Regions from separate parts of the Homo sapiens genome. Here region 2 is linked to region 1. The links are chromatin loops, found by intact Hi-C in ENCODE. Cell type or tissue: HepG2. All regions are shown on one strand. Region 1 overlaps ITPK1 (inositol-tetrakisphosphate 1-kinase). Region 2 overlaps FAM181A-AS1 (FAM181A antisense RNA 1).

What was found. A loop is a pair of places that touch in the nucleus more often than their neighbours do. Peaks named below come from ENCODE experiments on the same cell type or tissue, not always from the same donor. Only the 100,000 strongest peaks of a DNase experiment are listed, where the experiment ranks them.
Region 2: a loop joins it to region 1, with 20 times the contacts of the local background. A loop is called at or near these places in 5 of 110 quality-filtered maps.

What each region holds. Positions count from the first base shown.
Region 1 is chr14:93,100,475-93,108,474 of GRCh38, forward strand. The region is part of intron 2 of ITPK1 (inositol-tetrakisphosphate 1-kinase); the gene reads right to left. Among named protein-coding and RNA genes, the nearest start is that of ITPK1, 11 kb to the right of the region's middle. In HepG2, no CTCF peak of the experiment used is centred here; a DNase peak (open chromatin) is centred at 4,717.
Region 2 is chr14:93,902,553-93,910,552 of GRCh38, forward strand. FAM181A-AS1 (FAM181A antisense RNA 1) reads right to left here. Exons shown (of 11, transcript NR_027004.2): 9 at 6,367-6,618; 10 at 5,418-5,560; 11 at 2,178-2,836. Among named protein-coding and RNA genes, the nearest start is that of FAM181A-AS1, 20 kb to the right of the region's middle. In HepG2, CTCF peaks have their summits at 1,168 (motif pointing left) and 4,366 (motif pointing left); DNase peaks (open chromatin) are centred at 359, 3,269, 4,359, 7,399 and 1 weaker place.

The DNA of each region.
Region 1 (8,000 bases):
GAGAATGAAGCCAATGTAAAAGAGACCAGGGAAGCAGGGAGGGGGCCGGGGGGAGAGAGGAGGGAGAGAGAGAGAGAGAGAGACAGAGAGAGAGAGAGACAGACAGACAGACAGACCAGGCCCTATTGGACTGTCGCCTGAGTCTACCTACACCTGAAGCCAGAATGCCCCAAGGATCTGACTCAGGAACCAATACATCCCCTTTATTACCGAACCCGCTCAGCACTGAGGCTCCTGTCAGAACCCATCCACCCCTGTGGCTCTAGGAATCAGCCATACAATCGACTTACTGCTCAGATCATTAGCTGACGAGACCCCAATGACTCATCACATCTGTTGGTTAATTGAGAGTGAGAGGACTGGAGCACACAGCAATGGAAACAGATTTGCAGCCATGTGGCCCACTCCATAGGTCTCACTGTCCAGGGGGTCCCAGCCTGAAGCACATGCAGAAGCACTCACAGAACTGCCCACGTCCCAGATGGCTGCGTCAGGGAAGGGGCACCCACTCACTCCCCCATCCTTCCCAGGAGAGCATCCCAAATCCAAAGAATTGGTTCCTGTCACATTCCCAGCAAGGTTAGGAGAGACCACAGGGCCCATCAACAAAAATAACTCATCCTGGCCGGGATGGGGTCCACCAATCATGGCCCAGAACAGAACACACCCTCGCCTCTTCACACTCCTAGAGGTTCCCTGGAGGCCACAGGTGTACTTCTGGGCTGCGAAGCTGTCAGCCCAAAGCTCTACATGTGTGACCCTGCAAGGCCAGCCACTCTGAGCTGCAAACCCTTACACGCAAAGGCCTCTTCTGGCTCAAAGGTTTTCAAAAGTTACTCCTCTAAGATCGTGAATCTCTGTACCTCTGGACTCTGTGGAGGTTTACTCTGATACCACCTGACACAGGTGAGTAAGGGGCCACTTTCCCCCTTCTTCCTTCCAGAGATGGCCTCTGCCCTGCACAGAAGGGAAGTTTGCATGTGCTGACCCCCTCCTATGCATGAGCACAAGGTCACCTCTTACTGACAAGGAAATTAAGGCCCAGAGAGGAGCTGAAACACACCCACAGTCATCCACCTAGTAAGAAGCCGAGGCCGGGCACGGTGGTTCACGCCTGTAATGCCAGCACTTTGGGAAGCCAAGCCAAGTGGATCATTTGAGGTCAGGAGTTCGAGACCAGCCTGGCCAATGTGGCAAAACCCCATCTCTACTAAAAATACAAAAAATTAGCTGGGCGTGGAGGCGTGCGCTTGTGACTCCAGCTACTCGGAAGGCTGAGGCAGGAGAATCGCTTGAATCCAGGAGGTGGAGGTTGCAGTGACCTGAGATCGCGGCACTGTGCAAACTGATGTTTGAACCCCACCCCCAGGGTGATCGGCTATGAAACCCCGGGAAAGTCACTTACCCTCTCTGAGCCTCAGTCTCCACATACGGACTGACAGCTTCAAAGAGCCACATGTTAGCGCTCAGCACCATGTCAGGCATGAAGCTAGAGCTCCAGAGACAGGAGCCACTGCTGTTTCTGGAGCTAACTGTCCTTATACCACTTAACAATGCAGGGCAGGGTGACTCTGCAAGCTTAAGTGCATTTCTGGAGGGACTCCCCTGCCCCTAACCCTCCACACTACAGGCACCTCGTCAGCTCCCCCAAAAGAACGAGGCACATTCCTCACCAGGAGGGCTCCTCCTGATATGTAGACAAAGGTCAGAAGCTGGGGCCTGGACTGGCCTCTCCACAGCTACAGGCTTCCCCAGAGCAGCGAGAGGATGGGGCACCCAAATCTCCGCAAGCACAGGCCACGGCTTGGCTGCGCCCAGGTCAAGGTGATAAAAAGGGTGCTTGGGAGCTGACTGTGCAGGAAGCAAAACCTTTCTCCAACACGATCCCAATGCCGCGGGACACACCTTCCTGCAGGGAGGCGGCAAAGGCCTCTAGTGGCAAGGCCATAATTCCTTTTCTTTTCAAGGATCCCATGACGAATGTTAGGACTTTAAAATCTTAAAGAAAATAGGCTGGGCTGGGCGTGGTGGCTCACACCTGTAATCCCAACTCTTTGGGAGGCTGAGGTGGAAGGATCACCTGAGGTCCGAGAATCACTTAAACCTGGGAGGTGGAGGTTGCAGTGAGCCAAGATCACACCACTGCACTCCAACCTGGATGACAGAGCAAGACTAACAAAAAAGAAAAAGAAAATAGGCTGGCTAGGCACAGTGGCTCAAGCCTATAATCCCAACACTTCGGGAGGCTGAGACGGGCGATCGATCAAGCTCAGGAGTTACAGCCAAACCTGGCCAACACAGTGAAACCCTGTCTCTACAACAACGGCAAAAAAGACAGAAACAAGTCTGGGAGTGGTGGCTCATGCCTGTCATCCCAGCACTTTGGGAGGCCGAGGTGGGCGGATCACGAGGTCAGGAGATCGAGACCATCCTGGCTAACACGGTGAAACCCTGTCTCTACTAAAAATACAAAAAATTAGCCGGGCATGGTGGCAGGCGCCTGTAGTCCCAGCTACTCGGGAGGCTGAGGCAGAAGAATGGCATGAACCTGGGAGGCGGAGCTTGCAGTGAGCCAAGATCGCGCCACTGCACTCCAGCCTGGGCGACAAAGCAAGACTCCATCTCAAAAAAAAAAAAAAAAAAGAAAGAAAGAAAGAAAAAAAGAAAAATAGGGCCGGGCATGGTGGCTTACGCCTGTAATCCCAGCACTTTGGGAGGCTGAGACGGGCAGATCACGAGTTCAAGACCAGCCTGACCAACACAGTGAAACCCCATCTCTACTAAAAATACAAAAATTAGCCGGGCGTGGTGGCGCGTGCTTGTAATCCCAGCTACTCAGGAGGCTGAGGCAGGAGAATCGCTTGAACCCGGGAGGCAGAGGTTGCAGTGAGATTGCACCACTGCACTCCAGCCTGGGCAATAGAGCAAGACTCCGTCTCCATCTCAAAAAAAAAATAAGAAGAAGAAGAAACTCACGAGCCCAGGACCCTGAGAGGTACGTGACCCAGCACACTGTGGGCAAGAGCTCCCAGTGGTGAGACAACTGCCCTGAAGCTCTCCCTAAGACTGACCCTGGGGCTCCAGGAGACTGTGGTGCTCACTGCTGTATCAATCCCCAGAACCCAGGAGTGCCCAGCATACAGCAGGCACTCAGTAAGTATGTGGCATGTAAGTGCATAAAGGAATGAATGGGGTGTTTTTTAAAAAGAAGATGCCACGGCCCACCCCAGATTCATTCCAGGGGAGGGGGAGGCCTGGGAACCTGCACTAGGACAAGTACCCCAGGGTGGAGACCGGATGTTTCCTCACCTCCGCAGCCCAGCCCTTGACTGTTGGATGGAAACAGGGTGTGAGGCAGAAATGAAAGTGAAACTGCCACAGGAGGGTTCTCTCTGCACCCATCTACCATGCCCCGCCCTGCCCAGGAAGCAGCAAGCTGACCACTGGAGGATCCCCCAGAAAAAGATGGGTGGCAGCTCCCAGCAGAGATGTGTCAGAGGCCCCAGGCCCTGCCTTGGGCGGGTAGGAGGGCAGGTGAGGTGGCCTCTTGGGTGGAGGGGGAATCCTATCATTTGGCCCTAGGGCGGGTGCACTGCACCCACCTTACAGTTGGGAGGGCAGAGGCTCAGGACAAGTCTCATGCTCCAACTTCACTGCCATCTCCACCATGCACTATCCTCCTGGGCCCAACAACTGCACACAAAGGATGCTCAGAAAAGAACCCCTTGAGGCAGGGCGCGGTCGCTCACACTTGTAATCCCAGCATTTTGTGAGGCCAAGTTGAGCAGATCACCTGAGGTCAGGAGTTTGAGACTAGCCTGGCCAACATGGTGAAACCCCATCTTCTCCACTAAAAATACAAAAATTTGCTGGGTGTGATGGCGGGTGCCTGTAATCCCAGCTACTGGGGAGGCTGAGGTGGAGGTTGCAGTGAACAAAGATCACACCTTGCACTCCGGCCTGGGTGACAATAGCGAAACTCCATCTCAAAAAAAAAAAGAACAGAACTCCTTGATTTTCCTGACATCGATCGACGGCAGCTGGATGCTGTGTTGAAGACAAAGGCAACCTGGCGGAGTGGAAACAGCATGGTTTCAGGAGTCACCCATCCCTGAGGGTGAATCCAAGCTGTGCTGCTCACAGCACCTGGCCTCTCCCTGAGTCTCAGGGCCCTCATCTAGCAAATGGAGACCCCTCAGCCATCCTGGAGGGTAGTTATCCCATCTGCAATAGTGCCTGACCCCCATGGTAGGTTCTCAGGATCCTCTGAGATCTGGCATGAGCCATGAATGTACAAGGGGGCAGAGAGGAAGCAACACAGCCCTGCCAAAGCACAGCAGGCCGCCTGAACAAACCCAGAGTCCCAGTTTCTGGCTTGGGCTCCAAGAGCGCCCAGAGTGACCCCAGGCTAATAAGAATGGTTGCTGAGGAGTCCATGGGTTTGCAGCGTAAACTGCTGAGGAAAACGCCACAAGTGTCTATCTGGCCAGATCGGTCCCAGGAATGTCTCTTGTGCAAAACTAGCTCCTTTCTATACACTCCGGGCAAACCAGCAGCCAGAGGCAAGAAATCTGAAAAGGCTTCTTTTGAGAAGGAATTTGGCAAAAGGTAGCAACAGCAGGTAGAACTGGGCTGGGCTGACGACCTGGTGCCCCTGCCATGTCTCCCTCCTGCATGAGGGGGCTCCAGTGAGGCCTCAGGTGAACGGTGCCAGACTGGAGATTCCCACAGTGAGCTCAGGGTACAGAGACCCAGGAGCCAGCCTGGGAACCTCTGGCTCCAGCAAACCTCCTGGAGGGGACCTGCCCCTGAGAAGTCTGAAACACACTGCTTCAGCCTTGGCTAACTCGGTGCTTCCCCACGCCTGACAGTTTTGGGGTAAGGTCTTCTGAGGCACTTCATGAAATGACAGTGAGTAGTTTCCCATAAAAATCATCAGGGTACTTCACAAGGAGCTCCCCAGCCCCCTTCCCAGGAGAATCTTCATCTCACAGGGAAGGGAGACTTCAGGATGTGTACTTCTCCCTTCTCCCCAGTGCCCCTGGAGCTTTTTTTTTTTTTTTTTGGAGACGGAGTCTTGCTCTGTCACCAGGCTGGACTGCAGTGACGCAATCTCGGCTCACCACAACCTCCGCCTCCTGAGTTCAAGCGATTCTCCCACCTCAGCCTGCCGAGTAGTAGCTGGGATTACAGGCACCCACCACCACGCCTGGCTAATTTTTGTGGGGTTTTTTTTTTTTTTTTTTGAGACAGAGTTTCACTCATGTCACCCAGGCTGGAGTACAGTGGCGCGATCTCGGCTCACTGCAACATCCACCTCCCGGGTTCAAGCGTTTCTCCTGCCTCAGCCTCCCGAGCAGCTGGGATTACAGGTGCCAGTCACCACACCCAGCTGATTTTTTGTATTTTTAGTAGAGACTGGGTTTCACCATGTTGGCCAAGCTGGTCTTGAACTCCTGACCTCAGGTGATCCGCCCGCCTCAGCCTCCCAAAGTGCTGGGATTATAGGCGTGAGCCACCACGCCCATCCCCTGGTGTCTCTTTTGTTGGGCAAGTTTGGCAAACAAGTAACTTGGAGGAAGATCGATGACTGCCAAAGAGCACACAGGTCAGGCGCGGCTTCCCTCGGCTCCCTTGGGCACCTGAGACCTAACCTGATTCTTGAGAAAGGTCAGCTGACCCACCCACTACCACCCCATCCACCCCACCACCCCACAGCCCAGAGCGGCTCATTTCCAGAACACAAAGGCTGGACTGAACCAGACCCACGGGGAGCATTTTGTCTTCCTATCCCTGGCCCCGAGGGCATAACTGCAGCCTCCCTCGGATGGGAGGAAGGTCACACTGTCAGGAAACAAGGCTCTAGAAGGACACCCCGACACCTCCTTGAACCACCCTGTCTAAGGTGGAAACCGGCCTCAGTTCTGCCCAGAGCTGCCTGCCCTCCAATCCACATGGAACCCAGGGCTTATGGCAGAGGCTTATAAGGCTTATGGTAGAGGCCAGGGTGTGTGGCCTCTACAAAGTGGACACCGTCCACCCTGTGGGTCCTTTAGCTCCTGGAGAGAGCTCTAGGCCCCTCTTGCTGAATGTCGCCTCCTTAGAGAGGCCTTCTCTGACCACAGAGTGCTAAAGTGGCTGCAGCCACTGCGCCATAGTTCTCTCCTGTTTGCAGGTTTCCTGGCTCTAGTCACACCTTGCAGCATTTCCAGTGCATCTGAGAGCTGGTTTGCCTTCACCTCCTGCAGGTGTACATGCCGGCAAGGACCAGCACCCAGCACAGGCCTGGCCAGGGCAGATGCTCAGGACTTGCCCACAAGCCCCTCCGGAACCTGGGACTTACCACCTAACTCTCTCCCCATCTCCCCCACCCCTGGGGTTTCCTTCCTGGCCCAGAGCATTCCAGAGTCACAAGTGGCTTTGGCTGAGCCATAGGGACATGAAAAAGGCTTCCAAAAACCACCAGGCAGTTATTGATCCACTAACATACTTTTTTTTTTTGAGACAGAGTCCAGCTCTGTCACCCAGGCTGGAGTGCAATGGTGCAATCTTGGCTCACTGCAATCTCCACCTCCCGAGCTCAAGCAATTCTCCTGCCTCAGCGTCCCAAGTAGCTGGGATAACAAGCACCTGCCACCATGCCCTGCTAATTTTTGTATTTTTAGTAGAGATAGGTATTCACCATGTTGCCCAGGCTGGTCTTGAACTCCTGACCTCAAGCAATCTGCCCGCCTCAGCCTCCCAAAGTGCTGGGATTACAGGTGTAAGCCATCACACCCAGCCACTAACAGATTCTTTTTTGAGCTCCTATGTGCACTGGTATAGGCACTGGGGTTTCAGCAGTAAATAAAGCTGCCAAAATCTCTACCTTCATAGAACCAACTACTTAAAAACAAGACAGACTTAAAATAAGCAGGACAATGAGCAAGTCAGAGAGGAAGAACAGGCCCAGTGGTGGGGGCCTAAGTATCAGTGAAGATTCTGACGGCGAGAGAGGTTTGGAACGAAGACATCTCCCTGAAGCTGTCTGGGAGGGCCTTTGGCCTGTGGGTCCCGATTCACCCTCTGGGGCAGCTGAGTCTGCAGGTGGCCTCTGCCACAGGTGTGCCCTGGAACATCATGAGCAATTAACAGGGTGGGGCACCCAGCACTCAAGGGCCTGGAGGGGTGGGGGGATGCGGAGCGGGGTCTGGAGTCTGGAGCTCCCTTGTGAGAGTGATTCTTGACGCTCCACGGCTCCACGGGATCTCTGACACGAATCTCAGATCCACCCCACCGAACCCTAAAAATGGCTGTGGGAGCACTCCCAGGGGCCATCCAGAGGATGGGCCTACAGAAACCAGCCCATGAGGCTCTGCTGGGGAGATGCAGGCCACAAGGGCAGCTGCTTTCTGAGCAGGCTCAGAGCAGCAAGACGAAGCCCCAGAAAGACTCAAAGGGCCCCACAGGTATGGCCTGGCCACTCTAATACACACCGTGGGCCGCAGCCGGGAGGAAAGGCCTGTTCACAAGGAGGCTTTGGCCAGTGGTGAGTGGGGAGCACTCGGCTTGGAGCGAGGCAAGTTCCCCTCCCACATTTCCACTGTGTGACCATGGGCCAGTTCTCGGGAGTCCCACACCCTCTCCAGAGCAAGGCCACACACACCCGGGCCGGCTCCCCAAGGGCCACCAGAGTGGGAGAGGCTGGGCTGGGCCCAATTCATGCAGGATGGGGAAGGTGTTTAAGACAGTGACTTTGCGAGGGAAAGAAGGAGGTGCACAGCTCTTGAATGCTTTGCTTCCTAAAATGAATGCTACTTTTTAAAAGGGAAGTGCCATAGTATTCTCTCAAATGTAGCTTTCCAGCTGAATTCAAAATGAGTGGGAACTGAAACCCTATTTACATCCAGCTGTTCAGGAACTGTGCTCATGGGGCACTTGACTTTAAGTATTTACTGAATGTCCCAAACCTGCTAAACCATGTGGGAGAAATAACCGGTAAAGGCAGGATGGCCCAGTGG
Region 2 (8,000 bases), 800 kb after region 1:
TTATAGGCACGCGCCATCACGCCCCGCTAATTTTTGTATATTTTGTAGAGACAGAGTTTTGCCCAGGCTGGTCTCGAACTCCTGAGCTCAAGCTATCCTCCCACCTCAGCCTCCCAAAGTGCTGGGATGACAGGTGTGAGCCGCGGCGCCTGGCCCACACTCAGATTTCTAACTGCCTTCGTGACCCTGCACGTGCACTGCTAATTGGCACCTCTGATTTCTGGTGACCAGAACGGAACTTTGGATTCCTTCCCCGAAGCTGGCCTCTCCCACAGCCCCTGTTTCCTCAGAAAACAGCCCTTCTGTTTACCTAGTGGCTCGGGTCAAAACTGAGGGGTTACCTTTGATTTCTCCCTCTCTTGAAAGCCCCACACTCACCCTTGTCCAGGGAGCTCTACCTGTAAGGGCCTCACCCTCATGCCAGGCTCCAGCTTGACATTCAGGTCTCAGCTGAAGTGTCCCCAGGGCCTCCCCGACCTGTCCATGGCCCTGTTGAATCCTCTGCCTGGGGCCCATCGCTGCCGGAAGCTCTGTTTGCTTAGTTAGTGTCTGTGCCTCCCCCACAGTGGAATGATCTGGGGCCTTCCTGGGGTCCTGCCACATCCCCACCTCCAGGAGATGACCCGGCACTGAGCAGGTACTCCAGGTGGGTTTGCTGTGGAGCAGGTGGAGGGTCCAGGAGTGCTCAGGACTGGGAAGGGGACACTGCTTTGGAGGAGCAGGGAAAAGAGCTCAGGCAGAGAGAATGAGGGTGGGCGGTAGAGGGGACCAGTGGGGGAGGCCACATGCCAGACCCCCGGGGCTGATGCTGCTGCAGCCCTCAGAGCACCCTCTTGGAATGCTGTCTTCGACTCTAGCCTTTGCTTTCACCGTGGCCACAAGCCTCCTGTGCCACCACACACTCACATTCTGATTGAAGCCCCTCTCTTCACCATCTCGGAAAGCAGCACTGCCGATGACCTCTCTGCACGTGTGGACTGGCTAAAGTCCTTTGCCACGCCTCCTAATGCTGCAACTTAATCATCTGTGTCTCGGTCTCACTCGCTCTTGGGGTGCATCCTCCCTGGGGTCCTGAGAGCCCAGCTTCCCCACCCATGTCAACATGAAACCATTGACCAGCTCCTCCCGGGGGCTCCAGACTCTGCAGTTGGAAGAGGCAAAAGTGCCCTCTGCTGGCCACTGGCTGGCTCCCTGCACCCCAGAGCAACAATCAGGAGTTGAGAGATGAGAAGCCAAGCTCAGCCCTTGTCCCTAACCCTTCTTGTCCTCCCCAACCCCACCCATCACCCGCCCTGTGTTCCCCCAAGTGCACATCTCCCCTCCTGGAACCCTCCTCTTCAAATCTTCCCTCTTGTTCTTCCACTGGTTCATCCACACCCAATCTACACCCCATCCACACCCCCATCATCTGTAAGACTCAAGTTAGTGTCACTTCCTCCAGGAAGCCTCCCCAGACTTCATCCAGGGGAACTGGCCTCGCCTGCCTTCTACTCTTGCCGTCCTTATGAGGACACTCCTCACAGTTTCTGCCACTGCACGGTCCTCATCTGTCCATCTGCCTCTCCCTGCAGGCGACTGCACTCCCTGGGGATGGGGACAATGGCCCTGATGTCCTCAACACCCAACCTAGAGCTGTGCAGGGCAGAGGCTCGCACGGAAAATGTTTGCTGAATGAAGTCAACTGACTTCGGAGGTTCTGAGCAGGACTTCTCTGAGGTGGGTGCCCTGGAGCAAAATACAATATACATATTGGGGAACAAAAACAATATACATAAATATGTGCTCATTAAGAAACATTTCAAACAACAGAAAAGTTTACAAACTAAAAAATGCAACCCTTTTCAATTGTTTCCCAGCCTACAACCTTTCATAAATCACTGCTATTCTCAGTGTGGGGTGTGTTTGTCCCAAACGTTCCCAAGCATTCCCTTTGACTTTATTTTACCTTTCTTCTTTTTTGTTTTTAACATAAATGGGGTGATACAGTACCTATAATTGTATCCCTTTTTTTCATGAAAAGATCCATCTTGAGGTCCTTCTAAGTCAGCAACTGTAGGTTTATGTCATTCTTTTTAGTGGCTGCAAAGCATACCGTACCCAAGTTCTGCCACAGTGTCTAAATCCGAGGCTTGTCAATTATATCTCAGTAAAGCTGGGGATAAATGCTAGGTGTTTGGTTTTTTGATTTGGTGGCTTTTTATTTTACTGTTTTTTGCAGTTGCAAACAACATTTCTGCAAACATCTTCATGCCCGACTCTTTGTGTCCATGTGCACATATTTCTCTAGAATTGACTCTTAGAAGTGGAAATGTTGAGTCTGAAAGCATATCTATTTCACATTCTAATGATACTAGCAAACTCCCTCCAAAAAATGGGTACCAATTGACACTCGCATCAACAATGCATACATGTCTGTTTTTTTCCACATTCTTGACAGCGTTGGGTGTTATTAGATGTAAAATTTTTTTGACACATCTAATCATCGCAACCTTCAAATCCGGCTTAACTCTGATTAAAGCGGGTATTTCCAGAAGCCCTCAGAGAACAGAGCTTCGGAAAGGGTGCATGGTAGAGAGATGAGCCTCTAGCCTCCCAGAGCAGCAGCTGGTAGCTCCACTTCCTTTTCCTTGTCCAGGGAAGGAAAGTCTCTCCCAAAACTCTTGGTCCTGGAGTCATAGCCCAAGCCCCTCAGCAGTTCCCTCAGGAGCAGAGGGTCTCCTGGGTCAACCAGAATCCCCACCGAGGTGGATTTGCTTCTGGCAACATCTCCAGTCTGAATGTGATCCCAGGCGATACTTAAGGAAGCAGCTCCCTCCTGTTCTCTGAAAAATGCCGTCTGCAAGGGAGAATATGCATTTGGGAGAACTGGAGAATTACAAAGGCGGTTATGCACAGTGAGCCCAGGAGAATATGAAACAAAGTGTATGTCCTGCAAGAACCACAGGTTTTGGAGATGTTAAGAGTGGCCTGCTGGGCCCACAGAAGGGGCTGCTGGAGCATCAGAGGGGCTCACCTCTTATTCCACTCCCTCCCCCCACGACCCTAGACAAGAAGGAATCTATTTGGAGAATGACACTTGGAAAGAGCTTGCCATTTGTGTTGCCTAAAAAGATATAGAGAAAGGAGCAACGGGGCATTTCCAACATTCAAACAGTGTCCCATTCATCCCAGATTCCGAGGTCCTCCTGGTCAGCACATGGGAGGTGCGGGGGCAGATGGCCCACAGACACCAGGATTGTGTTTGCAGACTTTAATCTCCTAAGAGCCCAGGGATGGCCTCCAGGGCTTGCTGGCTTGCCTGCCTTCCTGTTTTTATCCTAATAGGCCTTATACAAAGACTTTAAAATGACTCATGGAAAAACCCAAGCTAGGGAAGAGGGCTGGAGTCAGCCACCAAGTGGAGGATGGTGGGAGGCCCACAGGGACGCTCATCAGTGACCCAGGAACCTGAGTGGTCTCAAAAATGCATCTGCAGGAAGGTCAGGACAGGGAAAGTGGGTGCTGGGGGACACAGAATGAACGCTTATTGGAGAACGTCCTGGGAAAGAGAAAAACACCGGTGCTAAAATACATCCCCGAGATGGGCATGGTATTTAATTTCCAACCTGCTTCCATTTGTATGTACTCAGACATTCTTTCCTCCTATGAGGAAGGCAGAGTGGGTTTTATTAGCCCTATTTACTGATGCCCAGAGAAGGGGTGTCCTCCCAGGTAGCACCCCTGACCCAGAGGCAAGGCTCCTCCTCCCAGTTTCTTAGGAACTTGTGGGCCTTATTTGCCTGGCCAACTATTCTGCATCCTTTACGGCTCAAATCTGCCACCAGAGCTGTCCCCAAGGCCTCTACTATCAGCCCTTCTGCTTGTGTCCAACTAACACTCCGAGCCATGTCCTGTCATTGTGTGCTGTAACTCTGTCATCTTCGGGCTACACAGTAGGTAAACTCCTCTCCCACCTCCTCCACCTCCCCTGGCCTGGCCTCTCCCACCCGGCGTGGCTGAGCAGAAGTGTGTGGAATAGCTGGATGGGAGTGTCAGTAGATGCTAAGGGACAACTAGACATGTCACTGCAACCCTGAAGCCAAAGTAAGCCAGGGTGCCTCAAATGTGCACCACCTGCCTGGCAAAACCACTGTGGGGTTCTGAGGATCCCAGTTCTACTCAGGAAAAGGAGAAAGACAATCCTGGGATCCAGGTGGAGGGTGGAGGTAGAGAAGGAAAAGGAGCCGGAGTCTGGAATGCCTCAGAGGTGCTGGCACAGGGAGGGAAGGGGCAGGGCGGGGGCTACTGGCCTAGGCGCCTTCAAGAACGGACGGAAAGGCTTCTTTCACCGGAAGCACAGAGGCCCCGAGCAATTCCAAGGGCTCCCTCTCGTGGCCATTTGAGGCCAAAGCTGAGTGTTCAGGTGAATCCTGCATTTTCCTCTGTTAGCCAAGGGTGCAGAAAATGGGTTCAGAAGAGAGAGGAGGAGCACTGGTCTTGGAGTCAGGATTCATGTCCTGACCATGCCACTAATTCACCAGGTTGCTTTGGGCAAACCACTCCACCTCTCAGCCTCAGTTTCCTCACCTGGTTAATGAAGTGGTCTACCTGGCACCATGGCTCATGCCTGTAGTCCCAAAGCTTTTGAGGCCAAGGCAGAAGGATCATTTAAGGCCAGGAGGTTGAGACTAGCCTGGGCAACATATCAAGATCCTGTCTCTACAAAAAAAAATGTTTATGTAATCCCAGCACTTTGGGAGGCCGAGGTGGGTGGATCACGAGGTCAGGAGTTTGAGACCAGCCTGGCCAATATGGTGAAACCGCATCTCTACTAAACAATACAAAAAAAAAAAATTAGCCAGGTGTGGTTGCACATGCCTGTAGTCCCAGCTATTTAGGAGGCTGAAGCATGAGAATCACTTGAACCTGGGAGGCAGAGGTTGCAGTGAGCCAAGATCATGCCACTGCACTCCAGCCTGGGCAACAGAGTGAGACTCCATCTCAAAAACAAAAAAAATGTTTAGAATTAGCCAGCATGGTGGGGCGCATCTGTAATCCCCACTACTCAGGAGAATGAGGTGGGAGAATTGCCTGAGCCCAGGATTTCGAGGTTGCAGTGAGCCATGATCATGCCACAGCACTCCAACCTGGGTAACAGACTAAGACACTGTCTAAAAACAACAAACTAAGAGGGTTGGATGAGATGAATGGCTCTCACAAATGAGAGTCCTGAGATAAACACTCTGCACATGTTTCTGTAGCCTGTCCCAATGACATGGCAGGACTTTGGCTTTGAGATGATAGTGACATTGATGGGTTGTTTCTGTGCTTAGCTCCGTAGCACAGGCCAGCTCTGGGCTGAGCCCTCCACATGTGATGGCAGGCAGGTGCCACACACAGAGGAAGAGGCTGAGGGTCAGAGAGGTTACATGACTTACCCTTGGCCACTCAGTTGGTGAGTGGCAGAACTGGGACCTGAAGCCAGGTTTATGGCTCCAGAGCTCCCCAGTCTCCTCGCCCATGGTGTTTCTCATGGTTTCTAAGGTCCTTTTCATCTCCAACTATCTGTGATTCAAGGTGTCTGACGAAGAAAAGAGATTCACAGGAGAGAGTAGGGTCTTGGCAGGTAGATAAGATAGGAACCAAAGAGACAGTTGACAGGACAGTCAGGCCTAGAGCAACCTCATAGACGAAAAGCACGGTCTTTACAGGAGAAGAAATTATGACCACCACTCAATTAGCCATCAAAACTATGTTTTCTGGGCCACCAAGGAGCACAAGAAAGGGCCCCATTGTCCGAAAACATGTTGAACTAAAATATCATCAGACTTTTAAAATAAACTTTGCAACTGCCCACACCAAACTTGCTGTCTCTGAGCAGCCTGGAAGTTCTCGAATATCCATCCATTTATCCATCTGTCCAACCATCCATCCATCCACACATCCATTTATCCACCCACCCATCTCCCCATGCCTCCATCCATCCACCCATCCATTCAATTGCCCACCTATCTACTTATCCATCCAACCTGTCCATTCAGTCATCCACTTCCCCATCCATCCATCCACCCACCCATTTCCCCATCTTTCCATCCATCCATCCATCCATCCATTTACCCATCCATCCAACCCTGAAGCCAAAGTAAGCGAGGGTGCCCCCTCGCTTACTTTGTGCACCCTCATCTACCCATCCATTCATCCATATGTCTGTCCATCAAACATTGCTGAGCCCTGAGCTACTGGTGCCTTATTCTCAAGAGCTCCTAATTGGATATTATTGGATATTATATGTCTCAGACATGTAGGGCAAAAAATGCAGAAATGTGTTGCATTAATTATCTATTGCAACAGATTGCTTAGCAGCTTGAAACAACAAGCTTGGATTACCTCACACAGTATCTGTGGGTCAGGAGTCTGGGAGTGGCTGAGCTAGGCTCAAGGTCTTTCATGAGGTTGAAGTTAAGATATTGACTGGGAATGGAGGATGTGCTTCCAGAATACTTGCTTATATGGCTACTGACAGGAGACCTCAATTCTCCACTGGCTTTTGGCCCAAGTCCTCTCAGCTCCTCATCACATGGGCCTCTCCTCAGGGCTCCTTGAGCATCCCCACAACATGGCAGCTGGCTTCCCCTAGAGCTGATCCAAGAGATTAAGGAGGAAGCTGCTGAGCCTCTTATGACCTCATCTCTGAAGTCACAGATGGTCACTTCATATCATTCTATTCACTAGAAGAGTGACTAAATCCAGACCACACTAAGGGGAGGAGTATTAGGCTCCACTTCTTAAAGGGATGAGTATCACAGAGCTTTCGACATACTTTAAAATCATCGCATGTGTGGAAGGTGCTGAGATAGAGTGTGAAGGATACTGAGAGGCAAGAGGGAGAACGTGGTCAATTCTACCTAGAATAATAGAGGGAGTCAGAGAAGTAAAGTTCTAACGAGGTGATAACGAATGAGCTGAGTTCTGTCCTAGACCTGGAATGTGACCTTAAACAACCCACCATCCCTTCCTGGGTCTCTGTGTTGTGGAAATAAATTGGGACCACCCAAAGGAGATCAAACAGAGGCCATTTATTGTGTGCTTGGTATGGCAAGGGAATGGGCCACTGTCACTTGCATTTGACAGAGACTCCCAGGCAGGCAGGGTGAGGGGAAGCATCATAGTGAAAAGGGGGAGGCCTCAGGTGTGCCCTGACTGGAGGTTGTTGCATGGGGAAGCGGGAGGTGGCTAGCTGGAAGCCCGACATCTTATGTGATTGCATTAGGAGCATATTTGGCTTTCTTTCATGGGTGTTGAGTTGGAAGCAGTAGTCAACAATAGGGAAGCTGACCAGGATTGACAGAGCCCTGACCATTCTGGGCCCATTGCCACAGAGGTTTGGTTTGGCTTCATGTGCTGCTTGCTGCAGAAATTGTGGGCCAAGGTTCTCTTTTCCTACACAGGCAGGCCATTGTCTGTTTGTACTTTGGGCTTTCGGGGTCCTCCCCTGAAAATCAAAGGTTGGTTGGCTGAGCTCTGAGGTCCTGCCCAGCCCTGACATTCTGAGGATCTGGCTTCTTCACCTGGAAATGAGGTGTACAGAGATGGAGATGTACTGGATGGAAAAAGGACTGGCTAGTCTGAGGGGTGGCCATGCCAGAGGTGAGGCCTTGTGGACAAACTGGAGATGAAAGACAGGGAGATGCCTCGAATGGACCCTCTTTCCTGCGGGTACTCCCAGGAGTTTCCAATTCTCAGCATCCCAGCATCTTTGACTCTGGACATGGAAGGTTACAGGTCACCTCAGGCAACTTCCCCAGTGCACACACTGATGCTTAAATCTGCATTACTATCTTCTCCCCAACTGTCAGTCTTATTCTTGCTCGATTACCTCTGGAGACAGCAAGCTCACTCTCAGTGGAGACAGGGGTGTGGCCCATCTGGTCTGGCACATGAGGTGGCTTCCAAGATGGCTGGTACATGTGCTGTGCTCAGCCCCTGAGCACTCATCCCACCACATCCTCCCCAGGCTGACC